2 separate regions of the Homo sapiens genome follow, and region 2 is linked to region 1. A link is a contact called in ENCODE Hi-C or POLR2A ChIA-PET data. All regions are on one chromosome and are shown on one strand. The core of a region is the stretch at or near the end of the contact, and the rest is flanking DNA. Distances in the headings are between cores, read along the strand shown. Region 1 holds the start of SLC9C1 (solute carrier family 9 member C1). Region 2 overlaps LOC105374041 (a long non-coding RNA gene).

Region 1 (4,765 bases), core at 1,656-4,155:
CTATCAACAAAGTAAACAGATAACCTACAGAATGGGAGAAAATTTTTGCAAACTATGCTTCTGACAAAGGTCTAATATCCAGCATCTATAAGGAACTTAAAATAATCTACAAGAAAAAACAACCAGCCCCATTAAAAAGTAGGCAAAGGACAAGACACTTCTAAAAAGAAGACATACATGCTGCCAACAAGCATATGAAAAAAAAAGCTTAACATCACTGATCATTAGAGAAATGCAAATCAAAACCACAAGGAAGGTACCATTTCACACCAGTCAAAATGGCTCCTATTAAAAAGTCAAAAAATAACAGATGCTGACAAGGTTGTGGAGAAAAAGGAATGCTTATACACTGTTGGTGGGAATGTAAATTAGTTCAACCACTGTGGAAAACAGTGTGGTGATTCCTCAAAGACCTAAAAACAGATCTAACATTTGACCCAGCAATCCCATTACGGGGTATAAACACAAAGAAATGTAAACTGTTCTATCATAAAGACATATGCATGCGTACATTCATTGCAGTACTGTTCACAAAAGCAAAGTCATAGAATCAACCCAAATGCCCATCAATGGTAGACTAGATAAACTAAATGTGGCACATATACACCATGAAATACTATGCAGCCATAAAAAAGAATGAGATCATGTCCTTTGTAGGAACATGGATGGAGCTGGAAGCCACTATTCTTAGCAAACTAATGCAGGAACAGAAAACCAAATACTGCATGTTCTCACTTATAAGTGGAAGCTAAATATTCAGAACACGTGGACACATAGAGGGGAATACACTGGGGCCTACTTGAGGGTAGATGGTGGGAGGAGAGAGAGGATCAGGAAAAATAACTAATGGGTGCCAGGCTTAATAGCTGGGTGATTAAATAATTTGTACAACAAATCTCCATGACATGAATTTACCCATATAACAAACCTGCACATGTATCCCAGAACATGAAAGTTAAATTATAATCACATTAATAATAATAAAATTACCACGAATCCTGTTTACTCTTAAATTCAGAGATATATATGATCAAATTCAACACAATTTATCTCTCTGGCTATGCATATGTGATAAATACCATTTGGCTTCCCCAACCTCTACTCCAAAATCTCATAAGAAATCTCTATTTGAGAATAGATGTCATCTTAAAATAGTTTTAAAAATACTAACATTACTGTAGCTTAATATGTTAAATGTATGGGTAAGGAAATAGCTATGAGAATAAACAGGTTTTCTTTTTTTTGTTTTTTGAGACGGAGTCATGATCTGTCGCCCAGGCTGGAGTGCAGTGGTGCGATCTCGGCTCACTGCAAGCTCTGCCTCCCGGGTTCACACCATTCTCCTGCCTCAGCCTCCCGAGTAGCTGGGACTACAGGCGCCAGCCACCACGCCCGGCTAATTTTTTGTATTTTTAGTAGAGACGGGGTTTCACTGTGTTAGCCAGGATGGTCTCGATCTCCTGACCTTGTGATCTGCCCGCCTCGGCCTCCCAAAGTGCTGGGATTACAGGCGTGAGCCACCACGCCCGGCCACAGGTTTTCAATATAATTAGAACTCTTCATCTTAAGCTGACTTTTGACAGCTTTGTAAAAGTCTGTGAGTCCAAATCCCATTAAAGAAAAAAATATTGGTTTATCACATAGGTCCTCTGCATTAATTTAACAATAAGTTAGTTGACTGAGCACAGTGGCTCACGCCTGTAATCCCAGCACTTTGGGAGGCCTAGGCGGGTGGATCACTTGAGATCAGGAGTTCGAGACTAGCCTGGCCAAAATAGTGAAACTGTCTCTACTAAAAATACAAAAAAAAAAAAAAAAAAATTAGCCAGGTGTGGTGGCACATGCCTGTAATCCCAACTACTTGGGAGGCTGAGACAGGAGAATCAATTGAAGAGGCAGAGATTGCAGTGAGCCTAGATTGTGCCACTGCACTCCAGCTTGGGTGACAGAGTGAGACTCTATTTCAAATATATATATATATATATATCTCTCATGTTAGCTAATATCTCAATTCTCTTTGTGTGTGGAGGAAATTAATGACTGCCCTCTCAAAAATGACATGAATTTGTCCTTGTCAGTCAGCCAGCATTGAGAAATTTTGTCTCATGAACCGTAAGTCACACTAATTTACCATGTTACTGAACATGGAAACAGTCTTCTTCCTTCAGATTGGAACGTTTTGCAAGAATTAGGTGAAGAAAGCATCCTGAAGAGGGCACTGTGGGATCTCAGTAATCTTCACAGCTACAAAGCTCATGCTTAATGGTTTATTTTATATTGATACCAGAGGCTGGATTGTCTCCTTAGTAAACTCTCCTACCACACAACGCAGACATCTTACTGACTCTGAAGGTGGGTGGGCTATTGCCCTCCTAATGCCCCTCCACTCAGAATGAGCCCTTCCTCCAGCTCAAGATCAGCTCCACACACCTGAGGCGATTCCCTGAACCAGTGAGCTTTCCCCTAGGGCTGGACTTTTCAGTTTCAGTAACGCAAAGGGAACACATGCCACTGGATAGTTCACAAAGAGTTGATGTAAAAAGCATAATGGAGGAGGGGAAGCAGCTAAGGGGTAGAAGTTCAAACCGAGAAGCTAGCTGATCTTTGGGAAAGTGTTCCATGGTCTGCCACAAGAAAGGCAGAAGCGCCAAGAGGGAGTGGCTGAATCTCTAGCAGGAAAACAGTGGGAGCCTTTGTTCATCTAGGAGGCGAGACTGAGAGAGAAAGTACCAGTAGGAAAGGTCAACTTCCAGAAAAGGAAACTAGAGACTGGAGAGCTCACCATCCGGAGCCTCAGGAGGAGTATCCCGTGGTGTGCAAGTGAGAAGTGGGGGGCAGCTATTTCGCTCACAGCCAAACAGCCCAGACCAACTGCAACCTCACTGACAGTTACTTGCTCCAAACTCGCCCCTAGTCTGCACCGGTTAGCTTCAGGCCCATCATCTCTTACTTGATTGGCTGATGAAATGCAACGTCATTGCTCCTGTATATCTCAGGCATTTGACGGCTTAAGGCTTTGTTTTATTTTTTAAAAATAAACAAATAAGGGGTGAAAATGAACCTACAGAAATTGCGCCATTGTGTTAATTTAAGACTTTGGGACAGTGGATTTCTGACAAAGAGCTGTTGGACACTGCTTTCCCAGAATTCTAGTAAAAGGAAGTTTCCTGGATAAGATAGTGTGGTAGAGATATGAGGACGCAGGTTGCTGGGTTAGGGAAAAAGTGAATGGATATTGTGGGCATGTAAGAGAATGAAATCAAGATGACAAGGTGAACTTTCACTCTGGGTTATATGTGAGGAAATTTTCAGGAATAATGATATACTCATTTGTTTTTTCTAAACATAATATGTAAAAAATATTTTAATTGAAATTACTTAGTTATTACTATAGAGCCAACTTTTCACATTCCTACTCTCATAAAATATCTTAAAGTTATTTAAAATTGTATTTAATGTTTTGTTCTCTGTGTTTCATCTCTTTCTCCCGACCCACACGTTTATAAGTGAATGGTGGTAAAATTCCCAACTCTTCATTTGGCCTCCTCTGATACTACCCTGATGAAGAAGGCAGGAGGCAACTTGTTTGGCTGGGTTGGAGCAGAAGTCCAGGCTCCCTACATGGTCTCCAACTGAGGCATGGGGTGCATCTTTATGGCCTGGTTGTTATGGAAGTTCCAGCTCCCACAAGGCCTTTTCTGATACTGCTCTGGTTGGGGTGGGGAAACAGGCAGGGTTCTGGCATCTTGTATGGTATGGGTGAAGTTTAAGCTTCCTACTCAGTCTTTGCTGGTATGTGGGTACAGGGAGTGGGTGAACACTTTTCTGTGGTGTTTGGTTAAAGTAGAGCAGTTACTGGTGAAATTTTCTGTCTTGCTGGGCTGCCCCTTTTCTTGGGTCTTTAAAAAATCTATTCTCGGCCAGGTGCAGTGGCTCATGCCTGTAATCCCAGCACTTTGGGAGGCCGAGGCAGGTGGATCACCTGAGGTCAGGAGTTCGAGACCAGCCTGACCAACAAGGTGAAACCCCGTCTCTACTAAAAATACAAAAATTAGCCGGGCATGGTGGCAGGCGCCTATAGTCCTAGCTCCGGGAGGCTAAGAAAGGAGAATCACTTGAACCCGGGAGATGGAGGTTGCAGTGAGCCGAGATTGCGCCACTGCACTCCAGCCTGGGAGACAGGGTGAGACACCGTTTCAAAAAAAAAAAAAAAGGATTCTCATTGTTGGAAATACATGCCACATATCTGTGTGTGGGTTGTGGTTCATGTGTGGATATATATTTAAAAATTAATTAAGTTGCAAAGCTAATATTTGCCACATTATGTATTTGTTTATATACATATGTCTTGCTAAGTTTATATATATATATATATATATATATATATAAATAAAACAGGAAATGTAAATGTTGTCTAATATTTCTCTTTAGCAATATACTCTAATGACCACACACTGGACATCCTTGTAATCCAGAATCATTCACCTTTTTTTTCCAAGAGATGGGATCTCACTCTGTCACTCAGGCTGGAAGGTAGTGGTATGACCATAGCTCCCTGCTACCTTAAACTTCTGGGCTCAAGCAGTCCTCACACCTGAACCTCCCAAGTATTTGGGTGAATACTTCTACAGGCATGTCACCACACCTAATTTTTTAATTCTTTTTGTAGAGATGGAGTCTTGCTATGTTGCCCAGGCTGGTCTCAAACTCCTGGCCTCAAGCCATCCTCTCCTCAGCCTCCCAAAGTCCTGGGATTATAGGCATA
Region 2 (4,650 bases), core at 1,450-3,949, 97 kb after region 1:
TATGAAGCCATCACTACAGCTAGGCCAGGAAGTACCAAGACTTCGCACTTTTTGCAAAATACCTTTTTATGTCATATTGAAAATGCACCTTTTATGTGGGTGCAGGATTGCTATAAGAAAGGCATACTTATACACTCTAACATGATTCAAGAAAAAGCAAAGTCACTATATGATAACTTAAAGCAAAAGGAAGGTGAAAGATCTAAATCTGGAGAACTTAATGCCAGAAAGGATAGTTTGATAATTTTAGAAAGAAGTGTGGCTTAAAAAATGACAAGATAACAAGAAAAGCAGCTTTTGCCAACCAAGAGGCAGCAAATTTCCACACACCATTAAGAAACCCATTGAGGATAAAGGACATTTTCCTGAAGAGATTTTTATTGCAGATGAAAGTGCCCCATTTTGGGGGGTGGGGGAGAAATGCCACAAAAGATATTTACTAGTAAGGAAGAAAAGCAAGCACCAGGATTTAAGGCAGGAAGGGATAGGCTAATGCTATTGTTTTGTGCAAAAGCAGTTGGGTTTGTGATCAGGGCTGTCCCTATCTATAAAGCTACTAACACCCAAACCTTGAAGGAAAATAAAACACCAGCTGTCAGTCTCTTGGCTGTATTACAACAAGAAGGCCCAGAAAATGAGAACTCTTTTTCTGATTGGTTCTATCAATGCTTTGTTCCTGAAATTGGGAAGTACTTTGCCAGTAAAGGGCTTTTTTATAAAGTTATTTTGATATTGGACAATGTCCCTGGCCACCTAGAACTCTACGAGTTCTACACCAAAGGCATCAAAGTGGTCTATTTGGCCACAAACTCAGCATCTGTAATTCAGCGGAGATCGGGGGATCATAAGGACCTTTAAGGCTCATTATTCACGGTAGTCTATGGAATGATTGTCAGCACTATGGAGGAGAATCCCAATAGAGAGCACATCATGAAAGTTTGGAAGATTACCCCATTGAAGATGCCATCGTTGTTACAGAAAATGCTGTGAAAGCAATCAGGCCCAAACAAATAAATTTTGCTGGAGAAAACTGTGTCCAGGTGTTGTGCATGATTTCACAGGATTTGTGGCAGGACCAGTCAAAGGAATCTTGAAAGAGATTGTGGATATGGCAAAAATGGTGCAGGGATGAGAGGTTTCAAGATATGAATCATGAAGAAGTTCAAGAACGCATAGGCACCACATCAGAAGAATTAACAGAAGAAAACTTGATGGAGATAAGGACTTCCAAACCAGTGTGAGATAGTGAGGAAGAGTACATAGGAGAAGCAGTGCCAGAAAACAAATTGACATTAGACAATCTGGCAGAAGGGTTACAATTATTTAACACTGCTTCTGACTTTTTGTACAACATGGAGTCTTCTATGATACAAGAACTGAAATTAAAGCAAATGGTGGAAGGATTGGTACTGTATGGTATTATCTTTGGAGAAATGAAAAAGCAAAAAAGGCAGACAGAAATCATGTATTTCTGTAAAGCTACACCACTGTGCCTGCCACTCCTCCTTCCACCTCTTCCACCTCTTTCAGTTCTGCCACCCCTGAGACAGCAAGACCAACCCTTCCTCTTTCCTCTCTTTCTCAACCTACTCAGTGTGAAGATGACAAGGATGAAGACCTTTATGATGATCCACTTAATGAATAGTAAATATATTTTCTCTTAGGAATAGCTTAATAACATTTCTTTTCTCTATCTTACTTTATTGTAAGAATACAGTATATAATACACATAATATATAAAATATGTGTTAATTGAGTGTTTATATTATCAGTAATTCTTCCAGTCAGCAGTAGTCTATTAGTAGTTAAGTTTCTGGAGAGTCAAGTTATATGTAGATTTTTTACTGTGAAGGGAGACAATGTCCTTAACATCTGCCTTTTTCAAGAGTCAACTGTATATTTAAAATATGAAATAATTTAAGCTTATATATAGTACCTAAAGATTTATATACATTTTGTTCGTGAAATACATACATACATATATATATATATATATATATATATATATATGCCAACCAAACAATAACCAAGGACAAACCGTGCTTAATTTAACTGAAAAATGTTTACATTTATAGATTAATACCAAATGTTTTTCAATTATGTTTAAAACCTTAAGAAAAGCAAAGTTTTCCGTTTATAATTGTAGTTGAATGAGTGTCAGTGACAACACAGAGTACTGTAAGTATTGTTTTCTGCACACAAAAGCCTCTATGAATCTTTTCCAAAAAAGCCCAATTGATGTCACCCTGGGACAGAGCCAAAAAATCTTTCTGATGAAAGTAATGCTGAGGTCAAAAATAAAGAATCTGAAAACGTGAGCCAAAACAGATTGAGACTGAGTAGAAGAGAGGGATAACATTGTTCGGGGAACTGCAAGAGCTTTAGTCTTGAAGCATGAAGGATAAAGTAGGAATTCCTAAGGAGGTAGATGCCAAAACTCCTTAGCTGGGAAGCTATGTAAGAGGCAGCTAAAAAGTAACTCCCCCAGATGCCTCTCACTTTCAACACACATACTCGGTATGGTAAAAATAAATCTCATTGGCTTCTTCTTCAGATCTCTTTTCTGTGGAGAGGCCTTAGTGGGCACTGCTGCTGGGAAACAAATAAAGCTTTTGTTTGTGCTTTCTTCAGCAGAGCCTGGTGCTAGCTCTGTCACTCAGGAAACAGAACTCAATTGTTTCTCTCTCCTCATCCCTCTCTTGTTAACCAAATATGCTCATTTCCTGACAGTCAGTGGTACCATGTAAGGCCTCCTCCCCTCTTCTGCCTTCAGCTGCAAGGCTTCCATCTGAGTTGAGGTCAACACATACGCAGGAATGAAAAGAAATGATAAGGAGGAAATGTTTCAGTGGAATAAAATGTAAACTATGTACACCTCTGCCCTGCCACTGGTGGTTCCTGGGGGCTCCTTCTCCTGCCTGGCCACAGGCATCTGCTTGTTCCCAACTCAAGGCTTTCACATTTGCTGTATTTTCTGCTTGAAATATGAACCTTCCCTGTCATTTCAGTGGCTTCTTCAGCATTCTTCATTTTAGTCCACCCATGGGGCACAGAGGACCTTCCTGGACAGAGCCAGACTTGTGTTAGCCTCCTACTCAGGAGAGGCCTGGCTGGTGCCCTTCAGAACCCAAGGCAGAGGAACTGGCAGTCTCTGGAAAGCTCACAATGCAGTCATCCAAAGGCACAGCTTCACTGAGTGTACTTAGTTCTTTTTCCTCATGCGGGGTGTCATAGGTCTTGCCCAAAGAAAGAGATCAGGATAAGGGAGTTCCAGGGTGTCACGCAAGAGCCTAGGATTGACGCTGTCTCTTCTCTTACTAGCTCTGTGACCTTGAGCAACCCACTGATCTTCTTTGTACATCTGTTTCCTTATATGTAAATGAGTTTTAAAAGCCTTCTTATAGATAAAGAAGGTTAACTTAAAAATAATAGTTGACCCATAAGGTTACATTTAGGAATGGAAAGAATATGTTTGCGAAGATTTAGTAAAGTTTCTCAAGAGGTGTGTCTTCAATTTATTTTGATTGTATTGTGGTTTTCAATGATATTATTAGTTATGAAATGAACGACAGTTTCACTTGGTGGGTACCAAACTCTTTCAGATGACTCTAAGATTTCTTAGAGGCACTTCAGGTTACGCAAATGTCTAATCCTATTTTTTAATAGATTTTGTTTTTTAGGTTTTAAAATAGATTTTATTTTTTAGTTTTAGGTTTATAGCAAAGCTGAGCAGAAGGTACACTGATTTTCCACATACTCCCTGCCCCCACATACTCATAGCTTCCCCCACTAGCAATATCCCACGTAAGAGCACTATATTTGTTATAATGAAACTCCATATGACATTGACATATCATTGTCACCCAAAGTTCATACTATACATTAGGGTTCACCCTTGGTGTTGCACGTTCTATAAGCTTTGCAAATGTATCATAACATGTAGCCATCATTACAGTATTATGCAGAATAGTATCACTGCCCTGAAAGTTCTCTGTGCTCTGCTGATTCATTCCCTCTTCTTCCCTAACCCCAGACAACCACTGATCTTTTTACTGTCTTCATAGTTGTGCCTGTTGCAGAATGTTACGTAGTTGGAACCATAAAGTTTGTAGCTTTTTTAGATTGGCTTGCTTCACATGGTAATTTTCACTGTGTGACAGTGCATTTCTTTTTAATGGTGAATAATATTCCATTGAATGGATATACCGCAGTTTACTTATTCATTCACCTATTGAAGGACATCTTGGTTTCTTCCACATTTTGGTAATTATTAATTTAGCTGCTATAGATATCTGCATGCAGATTTTTGTATGGATGTGTTTCTAACTAATATGAGAAAATTCCAAGGAGCATGATTTTTGAATTATATGTTCAGAAGAAACTACCAAACTGTCTTCCAAGGTGGCTACACAATTTTTCATTGCCATCTGCAATAAAAGAGAGTCCCGGTTGCTCCACATTCTCACCAGCATTTGGTGTTCTCACTGTTTTGAATTTTTGCCATTTAAATAGGTGTATAGAGGTATCTCATCATTTTGAGTCACATTTCCCTGATAATATACGATGGTGAACATCTTTTTATGTGCTTATTAGTCATCTGTATCTTTTTTGGTGAGATGTCTGTTCAGATCTTTTGCCCATTTGTTGTGG

Evidence for each region. A loop is a pair of places that touch in the nucleus more often than their neighbours do. ChIA-PET counts read pairs that join two places held with the same protein, here RNA polymerase II (POLR2A). Pooled maps may share reads with other maps.
Region 2: a pooled map shows a loop between it and region 1 (2.2-fold over the local background). The contact joins the enhancer-like site here to the promoter of SLC9C1 in region 1. A Hi-C loop is called at or near these places in 4 of 50 pooled maps. POLR2A ChIA-PET finds 5 or more read pairs at or near these places in 6 of 52 experiments (H1, OCI-LY7, Panc1 and 2 more).

The regions. Positions count from the first base shown.
Region 1 is chr3:112,291,311-112,296,075 of GRCh38, forward strand. It overlaps SLC9C1 (solute carrier family 9 member C1), which reads right to left and starts at 2,906. Exons shown (of 29, transcript NM_183061.3): 1 at 2,783-2,906.
Region 2 is chr3:112,388,637-112,393,286 of GRCh38, forward strand. The region is part of intron 1 of LOC105374041 (a long non-coding RNA gene); the gene reads right to left. Among named protein-coding and RNA genes, the nearest start is that of CD200, 58 kb to the left of the region's middle. RefSeq lists enhancers at 2,350-2,965, 3,016-3,125. Within about 2 kb of position 2,700, at least 11 of the 41 ENCODE cell types and tissues checked have a DNase peak (open chromatin) inside an H3K27ac peak, as active enhancers do.